2 separate regions of the Homo sapiens genome follow, and region 2 is linked to region 1. The links are chromatin loops, found by intact Hi-C in ENCODE. Cell type or tissue: ovary. All regions are shown on one strand. Links, peaks and the distances in the headings refer to the core of each region. The heading gives the core; the rest is flanking DNA. Region 1 has its middle 29 kb from the start of SYNM. Region 2 overlaps IGF1R (insulin like growth factor 1 receptor).

The links. A loop is a pair of places that touch in the nucleus more often than their neighbours do. Peaks named below come from ENCODE experiments on the same cell type or tissue, not always from the same donor. Only the 100,000 strongest peaks of a DNase experiment are listed, where the experiment ranks them.
Region 2: it touches region 1 in a loop (2.4-fold over the local background); 32 of 110 quality-filtered maps call a loop at or near these places.

The regions. Positions count from the first base shown.
Region 1 is chr15:99,070,328-99,082,801 of GRCh38, forward strand. No RefSeq gene overlaps it. Among named protein-coding and RNA genes, the nearest start is that of SYNM, 29 kb to the right of the region's middle. RefSeq lists an enhancer at 2,746-2,935. In ovary, for the core only: a CTCF peak has its summit at 6,540 (motif pointing left); DNase peaks (open chromatin) are centred at 2,574 and 6,514; H3K4me3 peaks cover 260 bases; H3K27ac peaks cover 491 bases.
Region 2 is chr15:98,858,862-98,871,335 of GRCh38, forward strand. All of the region lies in intron 2 of IGF1R (insulin like growth factor 1 receptor), which reads left to right. Among named protein-coding and RNA genes, the nearest start is that of MIR4714, 81 kb to the left of the region's middle. In ovary, for the core only: no CTCF peak of the experiment used is centred there; DNase peaks (open chromatin) are centred at 6,670, 7,350 and 7,861; H3K4me3 peaks cover 1,770 bases; H3K27ac peaks cover 2,796 bases.

The DNA of each region.
Region 1 (12,474 bases), core at 1,596-9,595:
GAATTGAGCTGTGTGATCCTATAGTGTAGTGCTGCTCTCCCCCCAAGAAGCTCACTGGGATTAGGAAATGCTAATGAATTAGGTGGCACATGACTCTGAATATGCTATTATTACACCTACGTTACAGATAAGAGACTGAATCATCAAAAAAATGTAAGTAATCTGCTTGGTGTCAACTTAGAAGTCACGGTGATGGGCTGGGCGTGGTGGCTCATGCCTGTAATCCCAGCACTTTGCGAGGCCAAGGTGGATGGATCACTTGAGGTCAGGAGTTGGAGACCAGCCTGGCCAACATGGCGAAACCCCGTCTCTACTAAAAATACTAAAAAATACCACCGGGCATGGTGATTGGCACCTGTATTCCCAGTTACTCGGGAGGCTGAGGCAGGAGAATAGCTTGAACCTGGGAGGCAGAGGTTGCAGTGAGCCAAGATTGTGTCATTGCACTCTAGCCTGGGACACAAGAGCAAGACTCTGTCTCAAAAAAAAAAAAAAAAAAAAAAGTCATTGGTGATGATTTGGAAGGATCCGCTGCCCTACCCTGGCTGGTATAAATTCATAGCTTCCCCCAGGCCAAGCCTAACAGACAAAAGTGAGGGGGAATATATGTCCTGAAGTCTCTGGCCTTCAGACCTCTCCCCATTGTGTGAGGGGGGGAAAGGGGAGGCTGGGAGGAATCCTGCAGAGACAGGAGGCATCTGGGAGGACCAGTGTGGGGACTGCACACCTGCTGTTGACTGACTGTTGCTAGGAGGACAGGGTCAGATGGATTCCAAATAGAGAAACAGGCACATTGCTCCAGGGCTGCAGCTTCGGGCCCCTCGCTCAAAGTTATCTAGAAGACCTGTATGTCTTTGACATATGGCCCTGAGGGGTGTGGAGCAGGTGAGGAGGCGGGGTGCCTTGCACTTTCCCCAGTCCATTCACCTCCTATTTTGAGGCCAGGAGGATGGGACAAGCTTATGTCTCCCAAAGACTGCTGAGAAGAGACCACTCACATCGCTTTGAGCTCGGTCCAAGAGAGGAACCAGAGCTGGGAAACTTGGAGAGGTCACTGGGTCCTGAAAACGTTGTCATTTCAACCCTGGGTGGGGGGGGCTTTTATGTTTGCAGGAGATGGAGGCCTGCAAGCGTCTTTGGGAAGGTGTTTCCCTAGGTTCTGGAAAAGCCACCCAGACAAGCACACACGTAGGGATGCCATCTGCCCCATGCATGTGCGGGTTCTTGAACAGGGATGCAAACTACCGACTGCATCCACCCTTCTGATGTGATCTGTTTGGCCTAAACAATGTTTTAAAAATAAACAAGTTCACAGTTAAAAATGAGAATCTCCTTACTTCTTTTTTATGTTTGTTTGTTTTACTTTGAGATGGAGTCTCGCTCTGTCACCCAGGCTGGAGTGCAGTGGCACAATCTCAGCTCACTGAAACCTCCGCCTCCCGGGTTCAAGTGATTCCTGTGCCTCAGCCTCCAGAGTAGCTGGGATTACAGGCGCGCGCCACCACACCTGACTGATTTTTGTATTTTTAGTAGAGAGAGGGTTTCACCCTGTTGGCCAGGCTGGTCTCAAACTCCTGACCTCAAGTGATCCACCCACCTCAGCTTCCCAAAGTGATGGGATTACAGGCATAAGCCACCGCGCCCGGCCTTACTTTTTTCTTAAAGCAACAAAATCTGAAAATCTAGCATTGCTCCACCTACATTTGCAGATGGTCCCAACTCCCCTCTGGACAGGGTTTGTCGGCTCCAGTGCACCCCTCCTCCATAGCACCGATATTGCTTGTAGCTCCCCCACCCCACATGGAAGCTGAACACTTATCACTTCATTTGCACCATTGTTTTCATTATAGAAGAGCCTGTGTTTCTTTGTACCTGGGTCTCTATCAAACATAGATCAAAATAATATGGTAAGGTGTCTCTGTGACTCCTCAGAGGCATTTGGGTTTGCATCCCCTGATATAGGAGATTTTCTCTCTTGAAGTCAGAAGTCAGTGAGGTTTCTTCTGGATAATATTTTTCCTAAAAACGGACCTAGACAACCTGCAGCATCCAACTGTTGTTTGTTTTTGAGGAAATATTAATAATAAAGCTAACATTTATTGAACACTTGCTCTGTGCCTGACAATTTTCCAAGCTCTTTACATGAATTTTTTTTTTTTTTTTTTTGAGATGGAGTTTCGTTCTTGTCGCCCTGGCTTGAGTGCAATGGCGCGATCTTGGCTCACTGCAACCTCCACCTCCCGGGTTCAAGCGATTCTCCTGCCTCAGCCTCACAAGTGGCTGGGATTACAGGCATGAGCCACCATGCCAGGCTAATTTTTGTATTTTTAGTAGAGACGGGGTTTTACCATGTTGGTCAGGCTATTCTCGAACTCCTGACCTCAGGTGATCTGCCCGTCTCGGCCTCCCAAAGTGCTGGGATTACAGGTGTGAGCCACGGTGCCCAGCCTACATGAATTAATTTAGGTAATTCTCACAAGGATATGCAGTAAATACAATTATTGCTAATTTATTTTTTTTTAATTTTTTTTGAGACAGGGTCTTGCTCTGTCACCCAGGCTGGACGTACAGCAGTGCGATCATGGCTCACTGTAGCCTTGACCTGGCTCAAACGATCCTCCCGACTCGGTCTCATGATTAGCTGAAACTATAGGCACGTGTCACCATGACCAGCTAATTTATCTTGTTTTGTTTTTTTGTTGTGATGGGGTCTTGCTTTGTTGCCCAAACTGTACATTACTGCCATTTAATAGGTGACGAGACAGAGGCATAAAAAACTTGAGTAATTTTCCCAGCGTCTCTCAGGGAGGAAGTGGCAGAGCCAGAATTCAAATGCAAGTATCACAAGCCATGGGGCCCCAGAGATGGGGCAGTTACCTGCTATGCTATCCTGTCTGTGTGGGGCTTTCCTGGACCAGTTTTCACAGGTTCATCAGTCAGGATGGGCTACTAGACCATGCTACATACAGAAGTAACCCTCAAATCTCAGTGGCTTAAAACAACAAAAGCTTATTTCTTGCTTATGCCACATAATTACTGAGGGTCAGCTGATGTGTCATCGTGGTCCTGGACAGACAGAGCTAACCCATCTGGAACACTGCCAGTTGCCATGGCAAAGAGGAAAGAGAGCATAGCCCCTATGTATCAGCTCTTAAAGGCTTTTCCCCTAGAAAGTGGAGCTCATCACTTCTGCTCCAGTTTCACTGGCCAAAGCAAGTCACATGGCCAAGCCCAACTGCAAGAGGCTGGGACAGTGCAACCCTCCTGCAGAGAGAAGGGCTGATGAGCAGTTTGCAGAAGAGGAGATGAAGCTGACTTGCAAGATGCGCATTTGTGAGCCTCAGGAAATAAGTAGAGCTGTTTGGGGGCCCAGAGGACAAAGTTTGCACAGAGTTAGGAAGATGGCTTTCCTCCCTACCTCTGCTGCAGCTCCTTAGACAGCACTGGTGGCTTCAGAAAACTCAGGATGCCCACTTATCAGGACTATTGGCATGCAAAGGGGCACATTTCTGTACCCATTGCTTTGCATATGCTGTTTCCTCTGCCTGGGTCTCTTCCCCACCCCACCTCCTCACCTACTTAGTTCCTTCATCCTTCATATCTCATCAATAAGTTCAGTTCCTCTGGGAAGTCTCTCTTATAGCTTCCACTGGATTAGATGCCCTGCTATACTGCATAGCACCCTTTGGTTTTAATTGCCTGCACTTATTAAAGATTATCCTTGCATGTGGATCTGCATGATAATGGGATTGTGCTTATTTTCCCAAAAAGCCTGGAAGCTTCATGAAGGCAGGCTCCAAGACTGTCTCACTCACCTTGCACCCCCAGCACCTGGCACAGTATGAGGCACATCACCAAGTCTCTCCTTAGTGCCAATGAATGCCAGTGAAGACAGGCCATGCAGTGGGGGACTGCAGCTGATAAACAGGACTGTGGGAACATGGGAGGTTCCCCTTCTAGGACTTCAAGAAATAATTTAGGGGAAATTTCCAGGGGTTCAGAGGTCCTGTAGCTGAGGTAGAGTCAAGACAGGAGAGAGTTCATAGGAACGATAAGCAATATTTTATCAGAGGCCCCCCAGAACCCCTGATCCTGAGTCAAGGATCAGGAGGCAAGCAGTTTATATGAGAGGTGATCTCAAGGCCCACAGGCAGGGGACTAGGGAAGGAGGCAGGAATGGGGAGGAAGCCAGCCATTCTCGTTATCAACGTGGCCACTGGAGCACATCCTACCCAGCACACGCATTCTGGGTGTAGTGTAAAACACATGCCTAGAGTTATCCCATCTAAGCAGTGAGGGAGCTGGGGTATTTATACACCGACTCCAGTTGATCATTGATCCAGGGTTGCTCTCAGGGGGCTGCCAAGTGGACAACGGAGATGGCTTCTGCAGCAAGAGAAAACCTCAGATGGAAATGCAGGTGCTGGCAGTTGCAGAGCAATGGGTATGGGCAGGGCACAGTTGGCATGTGCTTCACTAAGGAAGAGTCCATTTACACCATTCTCACTGTGGCATCTCCTATACTGGTGAGAGCCGAGGTTCTACTCTAAGCTTCTCAACATCCATTTTGCATTTTTTGGCTCTCTGGGAGTGCTCTGGGAAGTCCTTACATAGACTCAGGCTAGTCTGGTGTAGAATTTACGTTTACGGCTTGGCCATATCTCTACTGCTATTTCATTCATCATTCATTATTTCACTTTACAGACCCCTCAAATGCTTACTGAATTTCTCTGTTTGGCAGGCACTGACCTAGAGGCTGGGGTACAACAATCAGATAAAGCACAATCTCTGCTTTGAAGTACTTTATAAAGCAGTATTTCCCAGGATTTAGAGAGGTGCTAAATGCCAAACAAGATATTTTGTTAAATAAGTTTGAAAAGCTTTGCAAAATACAACCTCTTCTTGGATAACTGCAAAGCACATTGACATATTAAAGGCTCTGAGAATGTCTGCAGAAAAGATATCTGTTTATTTTACCTAGGATTTTCCACACTTATTTGGCATTGGAGCCCTTTTCTACCAAATTGCCTTTATTAACATCCCAAGGAACTTGAATTCTGTGGAACATACTTTGACAAAGTTATTGGATTTCCATCCAATCCACTGAAGGCCTTAATAGAGAAAAAAAAGGGCTGAGTAAGCAAAAATTCACTCTCTGGTCTTTGAGCTGGGTCATCAGCTTCACTCTCTGGTCTTTGAGCTGGGTCATCAGCTTCACTCTCTGGTCTTTGAGCTGGGTCATCAGCTTCACTCTCTGGTCTTTGAGCTGGGTCATCAGCTTCACTCTCTGGTCTTTGAGCTGGGTCATCAGCTTCACTCTCTGGTCTTTGAGCTGGGTCATCAGTCCTTTGCCTTTGGAATTGGACTTGAACTGGAACTTACATTATTGCCTCTCCTGGTCTCAGGTCTTTGGCCTCAAGACTGGAACAATACCATCAGCTTTCTTGTGTGTCCAGCTTGCCAACAGCAGATCTGGGGACTTCTCAGCCTCCATTATCATGTGAGTTGCTTCTTCATCATATATGATATATCCTGTTGCTTCTGGTTCTCGGAGAACCCTAACTGATACAAATTTTGGCTGAGATTTTTGATGGGATGGTCCGCAGGGCCTCATGGCTCACAGGCTGCTTTATAGATGAATAGCTACAAAGGAAATCTCGAATCCTTCACATTAATTACCTGCCCTGGGATACAGACACTATCTGTCTCCTCATGGAGTCAGAGTTCTTGGTTCTCAGAAACATATAATTTGTATATTCATTAAAAACACTATTTATACATTCTGATGGGAAAAAGTCCAAATAATAGAAACACTGACAGTAATTACACTTAGTTTTGGAGCTAATTTTATTGAAAAATTGTCCTTAAATTGTTTCTTGACTTTGCCCTTAATCATGACGTGTTAAACACTCACAGGAAATCAGCATATGGCTCTTTAATGAACCAGCAGTGCATGACCAAGAAGTGTGGAGGTTGGTGTTTATTTTGAGATCAAAGGGAGAAAAATGAAGCCCAGAGGTATTTGTTTTCAGAAAAAAAAATCACACTCTTGTGTGTGAGGGTGACGGGAATCTTCTTAATTTAAGTTTTCTCCTGACTGTCCTATTTACTCCCACCACTAATCTGAATCTATAAATAGGGTTTAAATATTGCCCCTCTGGCTGTTTACTACACAGTCAATTATTTACTTTTAATTAAGAGATTTCCAAAGAGCATCCTTCCATTTCACCCTTGCAGCCAAACAACAGAGGGTGTGGCCTTTCCACAAAGAATGACTTTCTGTAACTCACATCCAAGAAAAGACACTGAAACAGGAAGAGACTAAGGAGCAGCTCCTCTCTGACTTGAAGGAAAGTCAGGCTTAATGATGATAATTTTTTCCCCCAGAACTTAAAAAAAAGCTGTATGCTCACTACGTGATGCAGGATGAGGCCCGAATCTGGCACAATTCCTGGTCCCAGGTCTGTTCCGTTCGATCCTTGGTTGCTTCCTGCTTGCCTCCGTCCTTCACCTCCCCAAGAGTTCGGCAAAACCCTGGTTGTCGAAATGCTGTAGTGTGGATAACACGCCATCTAGTGGTTAACAGGACAATTGCAAAAATAGCTTCACAGGTCATATGTCAAACTATTCCAAAATTGGGCTTCAGACCTCAGTTATCTATGCCACTGGTCCTCAGGGTTTGCTTCACATGAAAATCACCTGAGGAGCCTTTAAAAATCTGATGTCCAGGCCGTACCCCATCACAATTAAATCAGAATCTCTGGATGTAGGGCCCAGACATCAGCGTTTTTAAAAATCCCCAGGTGATTCCAAAGGGCAGCCAAGCTTGAGAACTGGTGACCTTTGCAACCAAAACAATGGATTAAAAGGTAGAAACACTTTATGCAGTGATTATAAATCACATGTATCATAAAAAACATTTCCTGTATAAAGCATATATAGAGGTTGCTTTTTTCCTTCTTCTTCATACTTGGATTTTATTGATTTTGTTTAGACAGGGTCTCACTCTGTCCCCCAGGCTGGAGTGCAGTGGTGAGATCTCGGCTCACTGCAACCTCTGCTTCCTGGGTCCAAGCGATTCTTGTGCCTCAGCCTCCCGAGTAACTGGGACTACAGGCGTGTGCCACCACGCTCGGCTAATTTTTGTATTTTTAGTACAGATGGGGTTTTGCCATGTTGGCCAGGCTGTCTTGAACTCCTGACCTCAAGTGATCCACCTACCTCAGCCTCCCAAAGTATTGGGATTACAGGCATGAGCCACCATGCCTGGCTTACAGTAGTACTTTAACATTGCTTTTTCAACTTAATATGTTATGGATATCTCATATAGTCAATACGCTAGATCTAACTCATTTTCTTTTTAAAAAACTTTTATTTTAGGTTCAGGGGTATATGCGCAGGTTTGTTATATAGGTAAACTCATGTTATGGAGGTTTGACGTACAGACTATTTTGTCACCCCAGTATGAAGCGTAGTTCCCAATAGTTATTTTTTTCTGATCTTCTTCCTCCTTCCTCCCTCCACCCTTAGGTGGTCCTCAGTGTCTGTTCTCTTTTTTGTGTCCATGTCTTCTCATCGTTGGACTCCCACTTATAAGTGAGAACATGCAGTATTTGGTTTTCTATTCCTGTGTTAGTTTGCTAAGGATAATGGCCTCCAGCTCCATCCATGTTTCTGCAAATGGCATGATCTTGTTCTTTTTTATGGCTGTATGGTATTTCATGGTGTATATGTACCATATCTTCTTTATAAAGTCTACTATTGATGGGCATTTAGGTTGATTCCATGTTTTTGCTATTGTGAATAGTGCTTCAGTGAACATAATGTGCATGTATCTTTATAATAGAATGATTTATATTCCTTTGGGTATATACCCAGTAATGGGATTGCTGGGTCGAATGGTGGTTCTGTTTTTAGCTCTTTTGGGAATCGCCACTCTGCTTTTCACAATGGTTGAACCAATTTACACTCCCATCAACAGTGTATAAGCATTCCCTTTTCTCCACAACCTCACCAGCATCTGTTATTTTTTCACTTTTTAATAGTAGCCATTCTGACTGGTGTGAGATGGTATCTCACTGCAGTTTTTATTTGCATTTCTCAAATGATCAGTGATCTTGAGCTTTTTTTCTTACGCTTGTTGGCCACATATGTCTTCTTTTGAAAAGTGTCTATTCATGTTCTTTGCCCACTCTTTAATTAGGTTGTTTTCTCCTTATAGATGCTGAATATTAGACCTTGCAAATATTTTCTGCCATTCTGTAGGTTGTCTGTTTACTTTGTTGATAGTTTCTTTTGCTGTGCAGAAGCTCCCACATTTTATTAGATCCCATTTGTCAATTTTTGCTTTTGTGGAAATTGCTTTTGGTGTCTTCACCATGAAATCTTTGCCAGTCCCTATATCCAGAATGGTGTTGCTTAGGTTGTCTTCCAAGGCTTTTATAGTTTTGGGTTTTACATTTAAGCCTTGAATTCATCTTGAGTTGATTTTTGCATATGGTGTAAGGAAGGGGTCTAATTTCAATCTTCTGCATATGACTAGACAGTTATCCCAGCACCACTTATCAAACAGGGAGCTCTTTCCCCATTGCTTGTTTTTGTCAGCTTTGCCAGAGATCAGATGGTTGTAGGTATGTGGCCTTATTCAATGCTATTCCTATCAAACTACCAAGGACATTCTTCAGAGATCTAGAAAAAACTATTTAAAAATTCATATGGAACCAAAAAAGAGCGCAAATAGCTAAGGCAATCCTAACCAAAAAGAACAAAGCTGGAGGCATTACCTTACTCGACTTCACATTTTACTACAGGGCTACAGTAATCAAAACAGCATGGTACTGGTACAAAAACAGACATTTAGACCAGTGGAACAGAGCAGAGAGCCCAGAAATAAGGCCTGATTTTCAATAGCTGTGAAAAATGAAAAAGCATCCGTAAATATGTGTCCTTTGAGGTATAACATCCACCAGTGGATTTCTTTGGTTAGATGGTGTATATGTTTGACATTTAACCAAAGCTTCTGGCCAGCGTTCTTCATCCAAAGGACAGCAATTCACTCTCCCACTAACACTGTATGAACTGTTCCATCTACACCTTCATAAGCACTGAATGCTATCAAGCTTTTTAATTCTTGCCAATATGATTTGTGAGAAATGCTATCATGTTACCTTATAAAATACATTGCATTTCCCTGTCTAGTGAGTCTGGGGATCTTTCATTTATTGACCATTTTCATTTCCCTTCCTATGTATTGCCCAGTCACGTCCTTTCTGCATATTTCTATTGGGTAAGTTTTTTTCCTTATCAGTTCCAAGAGCTCCTTATATATTACAGATATTAACTCAGAAATCAAGAATGTTGCAGATATTTTCCCCAATCTGTTCTTGTGTTTTAACTTTTATTACTTTTTATTTATTTATTTATTTGAGACAAGGTCTTGCTCTGTTGCCCAGGCTGGAGTGCAGTGGCCCAATCACGAACTCCTGGGCTCAGACAATTCTCCCACTTCTGCCTCCATGCCTGGCTAATTTATAAATTTTTTTTGTAAAGACAGGGTCTCCCTAGGTTGCCCTGGCTTCTCTTGGCGTCCTCAAGTGATCCTCCCACCTTGGCCTGGCAAAGTGTTGGGATTACAGTCATGAGTCACTGCACCTGGCCATGTTTTAACTTTTTATAGTCAAGCTTGTCTTTTCTCTTCTGGATTCTAGATTTCCTGTTATGCATAAGCAATACCCCCCACCCATGCCATGCTCCAATCTTGAAATTATACACATTTTCTCCTAAATTTATTCCATTTTTTTATTTTTCATTTAGGGTTAATTCATTCATAATGATTTTATTCATGGCTGGAGGTGTTATTTTCCAGATCAATAACCAATTATGTTAGCAGTATTAATTAAATAAATCATCTTCTCTCCCACTGAACTAAAATGCCATCTTTATCATGTATTAAATTTGAATATATACTCAGATTTTTTTTGACTTTCTGGTCTTCTGATCTGTACACTTATTTATAAGCTAAAGTCATACAGTTTTAAAATTATTATATTAGTTTTCTAGAAAGTTTTAATAGCTGGTAAGGGAATCCCACCCACTGTCTTTTCACAATTAAATATTTTTGTTGTCAGTTCTAAAACATTTAGAATTTCTCCAATATAAATGCTAAGTACTTTTTGTATAGCCCCAGGAAAACACCATTGATATTCTGATTGGAATTAATTTAAGGTACATATTTATTTGGAAATCACTGACATTTATGATGATTAATTCTTCCCATTCAAGGACATCCTGTGTCTCACAATTAGTTGAAATATTGTTTTTACACCCTGTAACAAAATGTATAGCTTTCTTCATGGAGGTCTCATAATTTTTGGTAAATTTTAACAGTTAATTTTTCTAAGTAAATAATATAATGGCTATACAGCACTTAACCCAAAAATCCAGTGTGTAGTAACTATTACAAATGTTAGGTATTAAAATTATTGTTGTTATTTTGATTATTAGCTTTACTTATTCTCATTGAGTAAAATCATAGAAAATATAAAGCTTGAAAAAGCTCTTTGCTGGTTAACTCACATGGACCCTCGATATTGTAAAAATGTAATTTCTCCCCCAAAATTGATCTATAGAATCAATACAATTCCAATAAAAATTCTAGGAGATTGTATGTGTGTGTGTAAATTCACAAGTTGCTTGTAAAATTTATATAGAAAGACAAAGAGCCAAAAATAACCAAGCCAATCTTGAAGGAAAATAAGAGGACTTATACTAGAGGATATTGAGACTTCTTATGAAGCTCAATAATTAAGACAATGTGGTATTTGGAGCAAGATTAGACAAATGACGAATAGAACAGAATAGTCTAGAGGTACACACACATGCTCAATTTATGACAAAAGTGACAAGTCGGAGCAATGGGAAGGTATGATCTTTTCAATAAACAGTGCTGGGTCAATTAGAAATCAATGTTTATGTTAATCTCTATAAACATTTTACACTAAAATCAGTTCCAGATGGATTATAAATCAAAATATAAAAGGTAAAACAAGAAAACATATAAAAGACAATATAGGAGAATGCCTTCATGACCTTGGGATAGACAAAGATTTCTTTCACAGGATACAAAAAAACAAAAGAAAGTAAAATATTGGCTGGGCATGGTGGCTTATGCCTGTAATCCCAGCACTTTGGGAGGCTGAGGTGGATGGATCACTTGAGTTCAAGAGTTCAAGACCAGCCTGGCCAACTTGGTGAAACTCTGTCTCTACTAGAAATACAAAAATTAGCCAGGCATGGTGGTGGGCAACTGTAATCCCAGCTACTCAGGAGGCTGAGGCAGGAGAATAGTGTGAACCCAGGAGGTGGAGGTTGCAGTGAGCTGAGATCACAGCACTGCACTCCAGCCTGGTTGACAGAGCAAGACTCCATCTCAAAAAAGAAAAAAAAGTAAGTAAAGCATTAATAAATTGACCTATATTAAGATTAAGAACTGTTTATTGAAAGGCACCATTATTTGGCTCAGCATAAGAAAATCAATCAATGCAATATACCATATTATTGGAATAAAAGAGAAAAAACAACATGACCATCTCAATATATGCAGAAAAAGCATTTGACAAAATCCACCGCCCTTTCATAATAAAAACACTCAACAAACTAGGAATAGAAAGGAACTCCCTTAACCTGATGAAAGGCATCTATGAAAACCCCACAACTAACATCATTCTTAATAAAGAAAGACCTAATGGTGAAAAGGCAAAAGATCTAAGATTCTCCTAAGATCAAGAACAAGGCAAAGATGTCCATTTTCATTATTTCTATTCATCATTGTCCCAAAGGCTCTAGCCAGGGCAATTTGGAAAGAAAGTAAACTAAAAGGCATCCAGACTTGAAAGGAAGAAGACTATCTCTATTTGCAGATGAGATGATCTTGTATATAGAAAATTCAAAGGGATACATACCAAAGAAACTTATTAGAATAAATGAGTTTAGCAAGGTTGCAGAATACAAGATCAATATACAAAAATCCATTGTATTTCTATATATGAGCAATGAGGAATCTGAAAATGAAATTAAAGAAATAATTCCATTTATAGTAGCATCATACGGAGTAACACAGGAGTAAATTTAACAAAAGATGTGCAAGATTTGTAAACTGAAAAGTACAACACATTGTTGAAAGAAGATTTAAAGAAATGAAAAGACATCCATGTTCATGGATTGGAACACTTAATATTTTTAAGATGGCAATACTCTCCAAATTGATCAACAGATCCAATTCAATTCCAAGCAAAATCCCAGCTGCTTGTTTTGCAGAAGTTGAAAGCTGATCCTAAAATTCATATAAAATTTTCTGATTCAAGGGACCCAGAATAGTCAGAACAATCTTGAAAAAAAAGAATGAAGTTAGAAGACTCAAACTTCCTTGATTTCAAAACTTACTACAGAGCTACAGCAATCAAGGCTTTGTGGTAT
Region 2 (12,474 bases), core at 2,701-10,700, 210 kb before region 1:
AGCTATGTTTGAAGGAGTCTGAACATGCCACATAGTGGCTCACGCTTTTAAGGGAGGAAGGCCAGTAAGCCTCCTCAATGGCAGAATTCTACTTTCAGTCTACCCTTTGGTTCTGTTGTGGTTGTTCCTTAGAACTTTATTCTGCTCATTAGGAAGCCCAGCCTCCGGGGAGGGTTTAGCTTCTCATCTAAGCAAGAAGTAAAATGTCATAATGGAGGAAAAAAAAAAAAAAGTCCAAACTTTTTTTGGACTTTTAGAAACACATCCAGTTTGAGCTCCACTGAGCTATCATTGCAGTTACAAAGCCCATGTATATTGAGATCGGTGTAAAAATTCAGCATGTCCACCTGCATAATTATGACCAGTGTATTGAAAGCACATTTCATTTAGTTTTGCAACAGCCGATGAGGTAGATTCTACCAACATTGTTTTACGGAAGAACAAATGGAAGCCTGGAAAAATAAATTGTCTACCTCACACACTTCGCAGGTGGTAAACACAGGATTTGAACTAAGACATACTTGATTTTAAAGTGTTTGCTTTTCCTTTGCACTACTGCATCTGCGATGTTTGCACTCAGACACTCTAGAATATTTGGTGTTGCATGTTTTTGCCCCAAGAAAGAACCCATTAAAATGAAACTTTCCAGTTCGTAAGCTTTGCCCTCAAGAAGGGAAAGAACTTCTTGCAAGGTTTCTGAAACAAAAAGAAAATGAAAAGTAACTTTACTGTATCTGGGTTTTCTGATTAAATTACGGTTTTTGCAAGCTTGTGCATTTCTCAGTGTCCAGATAGCCAGGATTTTTCCTTTTAATAAATATCACTTTAAAAAACAAACACACACATTCTTAAATGCATGATTAACTGTATAGATTGATTTAGTTATAAGATGTCCTAGCCTAAATATAAGAAGGTGTATGTGTTAGAATTAATTTCTTCAATAAAGAGAAAGAAATTCAGGAATTGTGGTTCTGTTGGTCTTCTGTACTGTATATTTTTGTGCAGCCAAAGCAGCATGCCTTGCTTCTTGGTTTCATGACCACATGGGTAGTTTCTTGAAGTTTTTTCTTTTGAGATGGAGTCTTGCTCTGTCACCCAGGCTGGAGTGCAGTGACGCGATCTCGGCTCACTGCAACCTTCACCTCCCGGGTTCAAGCAATTCTCCTGCCTCAGCCTCCCGAGTAGCTGGAATTACAGGCATGTGCCACCATACCTGGCTAATTTTTGTATTTTTAGTAGAGACGGGGTTTCGCCATGTTGGCCAGGCTGGAGTTTCTTGAAGTATTGACTGATCCTTGACTCTGAACTGTATGATCAAAGACTTTTGAAATGGCACACCGTTTCTTAACATTTAGGCCAATTTCAGTTGCTCATATCCAAAAATAAGTCATGATTTTCGGAGTCAGTGCGCAGCACTTAGTACAACAATCCAAACCCTTGTACAGACCATCCTAGTAGAAATGTGGATCTTGAGTATCTCAGCTTCTTAGTAGATTTTGAACTCCGTGAAAGCAGGAGCCAGGCCTCTCACAGCAAGTCTCTCCAATATGCTCAGTAAATATTTGTCAGATCGAGCAATGACCAGATGATGAAATACATTAAAGCCTTAGGGAGAACTGAGACTACTGCACCAGTTTTTGTGCACTATCATGCTGGAAATCTTTCCAACATGTATTCTGTACTTCTTTGCTTCTTACTCCAGTGAATATAATTTAGTCATTTCTGGCCAACTTGAGGACATCAGCGAGCATAAATTGTTGTATTATGCATAATACAGTGATACCCTCAAGGCTGAGTGGGAGGCAGTTTGCCCTCTGCTGAAGGTTTCTTGTGCTTATTGTGTTCTTATGGTTTGGTTTTACCATTTTTATGTCTCCATTTCTGTTTAATAGACTTATTTCAGTAAGAAGAGAAAGCCGTCTCCATCAGCCCCTCTGTAGGTGATTATTTGCCACTTCCTTTTTGCTGTGAGTGCTTTGAAAACAGATTTCTAAGCTTGTTAGAGTTATGTGTTAAGAGTAAATAGGCAGTAAGTGAAACCAAGCTTCTTCCTGGTGCTTGACTACCCCAGAAATGTTTATTTGCTGAATAGTTGAGTTCTGGAAAGGTGAGGTATAAATGTGTGATAAATTTATTCCTTTGCATGATTTTTTTTTCTTTTTCTTCCCTCCCTCCCTCCCTCCATCTATGTCTCTGTCTTTCTCTGAACATCTCTCCGTCTCAGTCTGTCTCTCTCATGATAGTTGCTGGAATAATTTAAATGAATGTAACTCATTTACCCACATCGAAGCCCAACTCAGTAGTGAAAAAACAAATCTTCCAAATGAATGCACTTTCCCCTTGATGTGCTATATACAAGACCTTGGCACACCTAGTTCAATGACATAGTATTTTAGAAGGGCCTCCTTACACCTTCCTCTCAGATAAATATACATGCAGGGACATTCTGAAGAAGTTTGTTATCGGTCTTCTCCCCTCCTACTATTAGCTCCGCCCTCCTAGTCCTTCTCTTTCACCATGCTGACCCGCGTAGGGAGGACCCTTACACCCTCTGCATGCAGCGCTGGTGCTCCTTAGTGTTCATAACCCCAACCTCCATGGCCTCTCTCGCAGTTCTCAGGTTAGGCCCTGCTTCTAGGGGACATTAGCTTTCCACCCTCTACTACATACTTCCTAGTTGTTGCAGCCTTTGCAAGCAAAACTTGTTTTCATTTGGGAGACAGCATGGTCTGACAGAGCCTAGATCCTGGGGTGAAGACATTCTGGGTTTGTATCCCGTCTTTACCACCTCTGAGCCTCTGATGCTGGACAAGTCAGCAAGTCTTTGCACCTTAGTCTCCTTTCTGTAAAAAGGAGCTTATGGGGATGTAATCAGAGAAGCCTTAGCATGGCTCTTGGTACAAGGCACGGACCAAATCCATGGTACGCTCACTCCTTTCCTTTCAGTAATACTGCCTAAATAGGGCACATGTACCTAAAAGGATTTTGTACATTCCTTGACAGCAGAATTCTCATCTTCTGTTGCATATCCCATAATGCTGGGAACACAAAATAAAAATGGTAGCTTTTCACATTCACTTTTGGCCTCAATTTTTTGTTATTCCCCAATGAGGATCATTTCATTTGGGGCTGGTCTCCGGAAAAAAGTAGATCAAGCTTTTCAGATGAGATTTGGGTGAAACCCTGACAAACTCTTTTTATTGCCTTCCCTACCACATAGTGGTGGATCAGGAAACTGTAGGGCTTATGATGCTGGGAAATTTCTGCTAATGCAATAAAGATTTTTGCTGTTGAAAGAATTTGATCTGTTTTATGTATAACATGCAGAGAGCAGAAGCATATATTATCTGTAGCAGATGATAGAGCAGGGTATATGGGCAAGTTAGAAAAACACAGTTCTCACTACATTTGAAGAAAAAGGACAAGGAGTTGTCACAAGGATCCAGGAGAGTCGCACATAATTTTCTGTCGTGCATTTTGTTGACTGTTCCTCTTTGCATCCTTCAACCATCTTAACTTCCCACTTGCACCTCGCTGGAAGACAAATCTAAGCTAAATTAAATGCTAGGCAATATGTCAGAATGGAAAGGGCCCTCAACTTGGGATGCCCGGTTCTCTACCAGCCTGAATAAACTCCAGCAACAGTATTTCTCTAGGAATCATCTGTAAAAAGTAGAGGTTTGTCATATCTCTAAACTAGGGATTCACCTTATTTATTAAGCTATCAGTGACTTTATCTTGAGGTGCACGGCTTTTAGTAACTCTGGTTCAAGTGCAAGGAATGCAAAGTTAAGTGTATCATTGGAGGTGGGATTTTTGAGTTTGTCAGTCATTTATTGATTTGCATGTATCCTTATAGTTCAAAGGTCTTTTTCTCAACTTAGTTGATGATCATGCTGTAAGTTGTTTTCTTTTGCTTTATCAACTTTTAAAAACGTTTATTAACTTTTTAATTTGAAATAATTTCAGACTTGCATAAAGGTTACAAAGAGTACCAGGAGTTCTGGAACACCCTCCACCCAGCTTCCACAGATGTTAACATCTTACATAACCGTAATACGGTTATCAAAACAGTGTTCACTCCATACTCCAGTGCTGTTAATCTCCAGACTGAATTCGGATTTCACTATTTTCCCACTGATGTCCCTTTTTTTGGTTCCAGATCCAAGAGACGATCCTACCTGGCATTTATTGTGTTCAGTTTTTCTAATTCTGGGACGTTTTCCTGGGTTTTCTTTAGTCATTCACGAAGTTCGCACTTTTGGAGAACATGGGGCCAGTTATTTTGTAGAATATCTTTCTGTTAGAGTTTGTGGATGTTTCCTCCTGATTAAATTTGGGGGGTACATTTTTAACTTGGAGATCACAGAGGTGCTGCTGTTTGTGTCTTTGCGCATCCTGTCAGGAGATGCGTGATGTTTCCTTTCCTGGTGCTGTTAGCTTTGATCCCTTAGTTAAGGTGGTCTCTGTGGCTTCCTCCATTATCATTACTATTTTTCTCTTTGTAATTAGGAAGAATCTTTTGGAGGTAGATACTTGAGACTATCTAAACAAGCATTCTGTTCCTCATTATTCTTTCACCCACTAATTTTAACATCCATTACTGTGATGTTTGCCAAATGGTGATTTTCTATTTCTGTTTTCTACACTTAGTAATTGGATTCTACTCTCAGGATTTTATGTATTTTTTAACAGTGAGGGACATAAACTTTTTAACTAGCAGTGGCAAGTCCACTTTTATTTGGGAGGACAATTACTAGTCACATGAAGAAGAAAAAATATGCAGAAGCTTAAGAAATCCCACATATGAATGTTATTTGAAATGTTCTTGCCCTTTCTCCCTACAAAGGAGGTGAAGAAGATGACAGGAGATGTTAATTGCCAAAATAGTCTCATAGTTTTGGTCCTGGCTGCAAATCTCTCGTTTTTGATACTCAAGAGAATGCTATTGGGGAACTGACTCTGAAGCACAGCCCAGATGCTTGAGATGGGTTGGGAAGGTTTACATCAACACCATGAATTTAATTTATCATGTGACATTTTATTTCTGAGTTTTTAAAGCTGTAATTAAAAGAAGTGTTCAAAGTGTTGCTTTCCTCTTTTAGAATAAACGTGGCTGGGTGTGGTGCCTCATGCCTGTTATCCCAGCACTTTGGGAGGCCATAGGCAAGAGGATTGCTTGAGCCAGGAGTTTGGGACCAGCTTGGGCAACATAGGGAAACCACATCACTACAAAAAAAAAAATTAGCCTGTCATGGTAGCATGCACCTGTGGTCCCACTTACTTGGGAGGCTGAGGTGGGAGGATCACCTGAGTTCAGGAGGTCAAAGCTGCAGTGAGGTGTGATCATGCCCCTGCTCTCCAGCCTGGACAACAGAGCAAGACACTGTCTCAAATAAATAGGCAAACATTACCAACATGGCAAACAAGTTGGAGGAGGCCCCCTATTTAATTAAATTTCAGCAGTCCCAAATCTAATTGGTATGAAGAAATCATTATTCAGAATTTTCCATCACTGAAATACTAAAATCACTTGTTGTTTGAGACATCTTGGCCTGTCACCCAGGCTGGAGTGCAGTGTTGCTCTCATAGCTCACTGGAGCAGGAGCCTCAACCTCCCAGGTTTAAGTTAATGCTCCCACCTCAGCCTCCTGAGTAACTGCCACTACAGGCGTGTGCCACCATGCCCAGCTAATTTTTTAATTTTTCGTAGAGATGGGGTCTGTGTTGCCCAGGTCCCTCTTGAACTCCTGGCCTCAAGCTATCTTCTCCAGTCGGCCTCCCAAAGGGCTGTGATTACAGGCGGGAGCCACAGCGCTCAGCCTAAAAATAACTCTTTAGCCAAAAGAAAGTTTTAAAAAATTGTCTGTTGTATTCTTTGATTTTACTCTATGTGGTCTTTTCTATTATTTTTAAAATAAAAAAGATTTATACTCCTCAAGTGTAACATTTTATCAAATCTCATGCTTCTGTTTGATGAAACCGAATGGCTAAATTTTTTAAATATCATGCAATCCATCCCAGTTTGTAATTTTATTATGGCCCTCACACAAGAGCGTGCAAGCTATACTAAGCTTCCTGTGGCCCTCGTTTTTCCTCACTGATATTTGTAACTCATTCCAAATTAAATTTTAGGAGTCTGAAATGTAGCTGTTATATTTGGGAGATGTGAAGAAAAGAATCGTAGGCATCTCAGTAGGCTAGGTATCAGATCACACATGCTTGCTGGACCAAAGAGGACTCCTTACAGTAGGATACATGATTCTGAGTTAGTTTGTGTACTAAGTATATACTATATAGCTTTTGAAGGGGAGACGGGCACAGAATTCACAATATCATGCACTAAGGGTTATTTTGTGTTTGCAGTTTCCAGATGAATGTTTTAAAGTTGGCTGCAGAATACAGCGAGATAGGTAAAATCTATTTGAGTATTACTTACAGACCCCAAAGGATATCCCAAAGGATATGTTGGACTAATTCCTAAAATATCCTGTAAGTCATTGCAGGTACAGGCGTGGATCTGGGTTTGGAAACGCCGCCTGGATCGCTGGCTGGGCTCCTGCAGCCGCCAAGGAGGGGCTGGCTGGAGGTGGGGCTCGGCGTGCATAGCGGCCACGTGACTGCGCCCCGGCCACGCCCACCGTCCCTCACGTGGTCCCAGGCCACGCTGGGCTTCGGCATGTGCTAAAGTGGATAGAAAAGGGAGTGGGGCCCGGGCGTGGCTTTGTGGTTTGGGAAGATATGAACTCCTTGGGGTTTTTTTCTCTTTTAATTCTTTAATTTTGATATTTGGAAATGCGTAAAAGGTTTTTCATTTGTCCTTGACCACGTGGTCCAAACCTCAATTTCCCTAGCAGAACGCGGTTTCGATCACTGGTGGATCCGTCTCACAGCACCAGTCATGCTGCCTCGCTGGGAAGTGGAGGGCTCAGGATTCCCGTGGTTCACGATCCATTTTATGTTGGAAGGAAATCATTTTGAACTATCTCAGTACACACCCTAGTGTATCTTTAAACCTAATTGAGTGTTGATGGAAAATCTGCGGTCCGAGAACCGTAAGAAAAGGGGGCTCCCACCTCCCGCTCTGGGGTCGCCACTTGCCTCGCAGGCAGGAGGAGGCTCCCAGAGTAGATACAACTTGCCCGTCACCCGGATGGGTTGGTAGTGCACATATGCACGGGGCGCAGTTTAAAATGAAAGTAAAAGATGCAAATGTGTTTGCAAAAGAAAAATTAACATAGGATACGTGCGGGCGTTCTCAGTTGAACTCGGTCTTACTGTTCCACGCGAGCACCCCATGACTCAGAGCCCAAATCTCAGCGGAACAGCCCAGGACGCTCCTGCCGTCCACAGGAAGACGCCTCTGTCTCTGTCCCCCGCCGCCACCACACAGATGCACGTACTCTCTTCACTTCCGTGTACCCAGTAAATGCAGATCCTGATTTAAATCTGCAGCACGCTGCTTTCTTCCCATTGCATGTGGGAAGCTTCAGGTTCTCTTCGGTTTATTTTCTCATCACCTTTATTAAAATGCAGTAAAGCAAGGAGTATATTAATGCGGGCCTCTGCAAATAGAGGGAATTTATTGAAAAGCAGAATGGCTTGAAAGATTGAACTTCATCTTAAAAATCAGAAACAGACTCTTGTTATTAATAGCTTTAGAAACGAAAATCTAACTTCTGATAAATTATTTCAGAGGAGTGGTTCAAACGTGTAGTAGATAGCTCTGCCTGGTCATCAATTATAGTGACGTCCTTGCATCAGCTCCAGAAACTCAGAATATTCATGAGCTTTCCAGTCTGACTCAGACCTTCAGGAGCCATGAAATTTTCCTGTTGGGATGAGAGGAAGCGCTGGCGGTCGTTTCGGCAGCTTAATGAAACCAGAAATAGATAAGCACGAGTGAGGGGTGATGTCCGCTTGTTTGCTCCCATCATGTTGTTTTTAATGTGTGAAAGTGAAAGTTTTAAAAGTCATACTAAATGTGTGATCCTTTTTAGAATTCACTGGGTACGGGTACGTGGAGGAAGTGTTTTTGTTTTTGTGAATTTGTTTAAACAAATGACTGAGGCTTTGTTTTCCACTCTGTCTGGCCAAGCACCATTGCTACACTTTTTTAAATTCATGACATCCTGAGCAGTGAAGCTGTTCTTCAGCCCGCCTCTCCATTTGTGACTGGAAGACAAGGAGGCAGACACCAATGGCGCCTCTCACAATGGAGGTTTATTTTTTTTTAATCTAACGGAGGGATTGTAGATGGTGTAAAACTTCCTTGTGCCAGGAGAGAAAGGGGGAGAGAGAGAGAGAGAGAGAGAGAGAGAGAAATAACCCATTCTAAACAACTTTAGGAATAGATGATCCGTAGGCATCAACTTTGCGCAGCAACAAAAGCCACTTTCTGAACCTCGTTCTGTGAAGTTTTAAAACAAATTGGGTTTGTTTAATTAAAATATTTCTTAAAGGCAAAAAGCACTGAGCTAATTTTTAAGAATTTTAAGTTATATATTAATATGAGTAGTGATTTATAATTTTCTGTTGAAATACATAAATTCGAGAAGCCCCACCCCTACCACTTGCCAGTCTTGAGTCCCCACGGCTCCTTTGCCTAGGTCTAAAGTCACTGCTTGCACACTCCTGCCTTGCATATGCCTTGCCATCGTGTGGGCCTCTTGGCTGGAAGTGTTCTTGTCCTCCCGTTAGGTATCTTTTATGACGTGAATCCTTACCTCTAATTATTATCTGTGTGTACATCTCATCACCTGCATCTGACTGTGTGCCTTGTGTATGTCTCTTAGCCCTCACAATTGCCTGACATGCCTTACAAACGGGTAGACCAAGTGTTAAATGAACAAATATTTAATAAGAACTTAAAAGCTTTTTGACTTTATATATTTTTAAAGCCATTGTGATTAAACACTATGTTTGATGTGGTGCTAATTCTGTGCTTTATCAACTGTGTGAATTGTAGTATTTTTAAAGTAGGAATAATTGAGAAATATTTTGAAGTTAGGTTAAGCATAGCAGTAAAGTTTCCACTTTTTAAAATAGCCAAATCCAGGCCAGGCGCAGTGGCTCGTGTCTCCAATGTCAGCACTTTGGGAGGCCAGGGCGGGCAGATCGCTTGAGGTCGGGAGTTCGAGACTAGCCTGGCCAACGTGACGAAACCCCGTCTCTGCTAAAAATACAAAAATTAGATGGTTGTGGTGGTGCATGCCTGTAATCCCAGCTACTCAGAGAAGTGTTTGAACCCGGGAGTTGGGGGTTGCAGTGAGTTGAGATTTCACCACTGCACTCCAGCTGGGGCAAAAGAATGAGTGAAACTCTGTCTCCAAAAAAAAATCAGAGCGTGGTGGTGCACACCTGTAGTCCCAGATACTTGGGAGGCTGAGATGGAGGTCAAGGCTTCAGTGAGCCATGATGGCACCACTGCACTCCAGCCTGGACAACAGAGTAAGACCTTGTCTCCAAAAAAAAAAAAAAAAAGCCAAATCTGTTGGGTTTTTTTTTTTGGGGGGGGGGTCCTTTAGAATGGCCCTGACAGATCTTTAAGGCATGGAAATGAGCCTTATGCAAGCTCCTGGCAATCAGTATGTGAGTTCTGTCTCCTTGGCAAGATACAGCCTCTTAGACCCTCAGTCTGGGGAAATAATGCTGATTTCTCCTACGAGTTACGAGAATTACGCTAGAAAACTCTGTGGCGCATACAGGTGCCCTGTAGCCTGTTGGTTAGAAGCACTGACCCTGAAGTCAGGTCGCCCAGGTTGGAATTCCAGCTCTGCCTTCTTCAAGCTGTGTGACTCTGGGAAGTCACACACACTCTCTCTTTGTGCCTCAGGCTCTGGTTCTGAAGATGGGAACGGCAGGCCCTCCCTCTTTGGCTTGTTGCACAGATGAAATCTGACAGCGTATGCCAAGCGCTTAGCACGGGTAGCAGTGAGTGCCCCGTAAATGTTAGGTACCTTCCTACTACTACTAAACATTCATTCTTCCCTTCCCTGCTAGTACCTGCAGCTCTGACTCATCTCACACCCTTGAGAGAGGATTATCTTCATTAAAAAGTTTTTGGTCTGCCCAGAAGCAAGTGTTACCTGTGAGAGAGCTGGGCTTGTGCATAGGTTAGATTATTTCTTTGGGTTATTCCTGGGGAAACCTGCAAAGAAATGCAGCCAGAGGCCTCTGGTTCATTTTACTGCTCATCTCCTAAAAGTGGTTTCTCAGATTTTTATCCTTTTTTTCTCTTTTTCGAGGAAGGGGCAAGGAAATATTTTTTCATATTATTCTTGTCATCGTCTATTTATTTAATAACAGTTGACTGTTGAAACATAGGAAAGTACTTATCCGCCAGGAAACTCCCTTCTATTATTGGACTTACTTGCTTTCCATTTATATGTTGTCTAATTCCAAAGAGATTTCGAGACAGCTTTCAATTAAAAAAAACAAACAACAACAACAACAAAAAAAAACACCACATACCGCATGGGTATTACACAGGACCTGTATGGTCAAATTGGCAACGACCACACCACATGAGAAGGAAGATTATTCTTCCTGGAACCTGGCTCCCTTGAGATTCTTTTTTTTTTTTTTTTTTAGACGGCGTTTCGCCCTTGTTGCCCAGGCTGGAGTGCAATGGCACGATCTCCGGCTCACCGCAACCTCCACCTCTCGGGTTCAAGCGATTCTCCTGCCTCAGCCTCCCGAGTAGCTGGGATTACAGGCATGTGCCACCACACTCGGCTAATTTTGTGTTTTTAGTAGAGATGGGGTTTCTCCATGTTGGTCAGGGTGGTCTCGAACTCCCATCCTCAGGTGATCCACGCGCCTCACCCTCCCAAAGTGCTGGGATTACAGGCATGAACCACCGCACTCCCTTGAGATTCTTGTAAGCCAAGGCAGAAGAAGAGACATCTTAAAGTCTGTATGTGCACACCTGCCTCCCCCCATTTTATATACAATTCAAGGGCTTTGCTTTTGGAAAGTTTGCCTATGTAGTCGTCCAGGGCTAAATTAACACCTGTCTCTATCTGTGTGTAAGGCTCTCTGGGAGGAGCTGTGAGGCAAATAAAAATAAGGAATGGTGTCCCGCAAGGAGCTTACAATGTGTGCATTACAAGTATATACTGAGCATGGCCCTGGGAACACAGTGAAAAAACAGGATTCCTGCCCTAGTACAGTGTACACTAGTGGAAGAGAGAGAGGCAGTAAACCTAAAAGTAAGTCTTTTAAAAACTGTGGTAAAATGCACATAACATAAAATTTACCATCCAACCGTTTTTATGTGTACAGTTCAGTGACAGTAAGAACATTCACATTGTTTTGCAGCCGTGACCATCATTTATATTCAGAACTCTTTTCATCTCGCACAACTGAAGTTGTACCTATTAAACAGTAACTCCTCATTCTCTCTTCCACCTAGGCCCTGGCCAAAAACAAAAATAAGTCTTTGATTGTAAACACGATCAGTGCTTTGAAGGAGATGGGAAGGATGTTATCATAAAATGATGGGGCTGCAGGAATGGCACCTACTCAGAGAGGGCGGTCAGGAGAGACCTCTTGGGAATGATGACATCCAGCAGGCAGGTCATTAAGGCATCTCTAGGCAGGTCCAGAGTGCAAGGAGGCATAAGCCAGGCAGGTGGAACAGCGTGTGTGAAGGCCCAGAGTCAGGAAATGGTCTGCTTCCTTCCAAGGAAAAGAAAACAGCCAGTGTGGTTGGAGCAGGGGCTAGGAGAGAAAAGATGTGCATGTGTGTGTGTGTTTGTGTATCCCCATCATGATTTAGTACTGTCAGCGCTTCTGTGTTCTGAACCTGGAGTACAGGCAGACACAGCCGCATCCCAGAAGCTCAAGAGTGCCCATACCAGGAAATTACAGAAATCTTTGCCAAATGGATGAGTGAATGCAACTTCCTTGATACAGGGTCAGAGAGGGGAAATCTGAGAAAAGCAGGTGGGCAATGTACTCCTGACATACTCCCTTCCGTTGCAATGGCCTTGAGTGATGGAGCAAGAGTGAAGGAATGTTCCCATGGCACTGGCACCAGGATGACTTTTTGTGAAGCAGAGCAGTTGGTCTTAGATAGTGGAGGTGCGGGAGGCATGAGAACTGGGCAGTCTGACGGCTGCACCAGCCAGTTGGCTGTCCTTTCCACCTCCATGCCCAGGAGCTGGCCCAGGGCGCGCATGCACAAAGCCAGTGCTCTTTTCAATCAGAAAACAGCCTGCGTATGTTCTTGCTTGCAACTCAGATATCCAGCCCACTGATCCAGGAAGAGATTCCTTTGACCTGGGAAGTCATAATGGCAGATATTTAGACCCAGCTCTCAAGCAAGCATCCAAGTTGTTCCGGTGAACCCGTAACTTTGAGTAACCTCTGATTGAACCAGAGAGTAGGAACTAGGTGCAGAACCTTGTTGAATAGAATTGTTTAGCATCGTCCATTTGTTAGAGCATTTCAGGATGCCTGTCCTAAAAT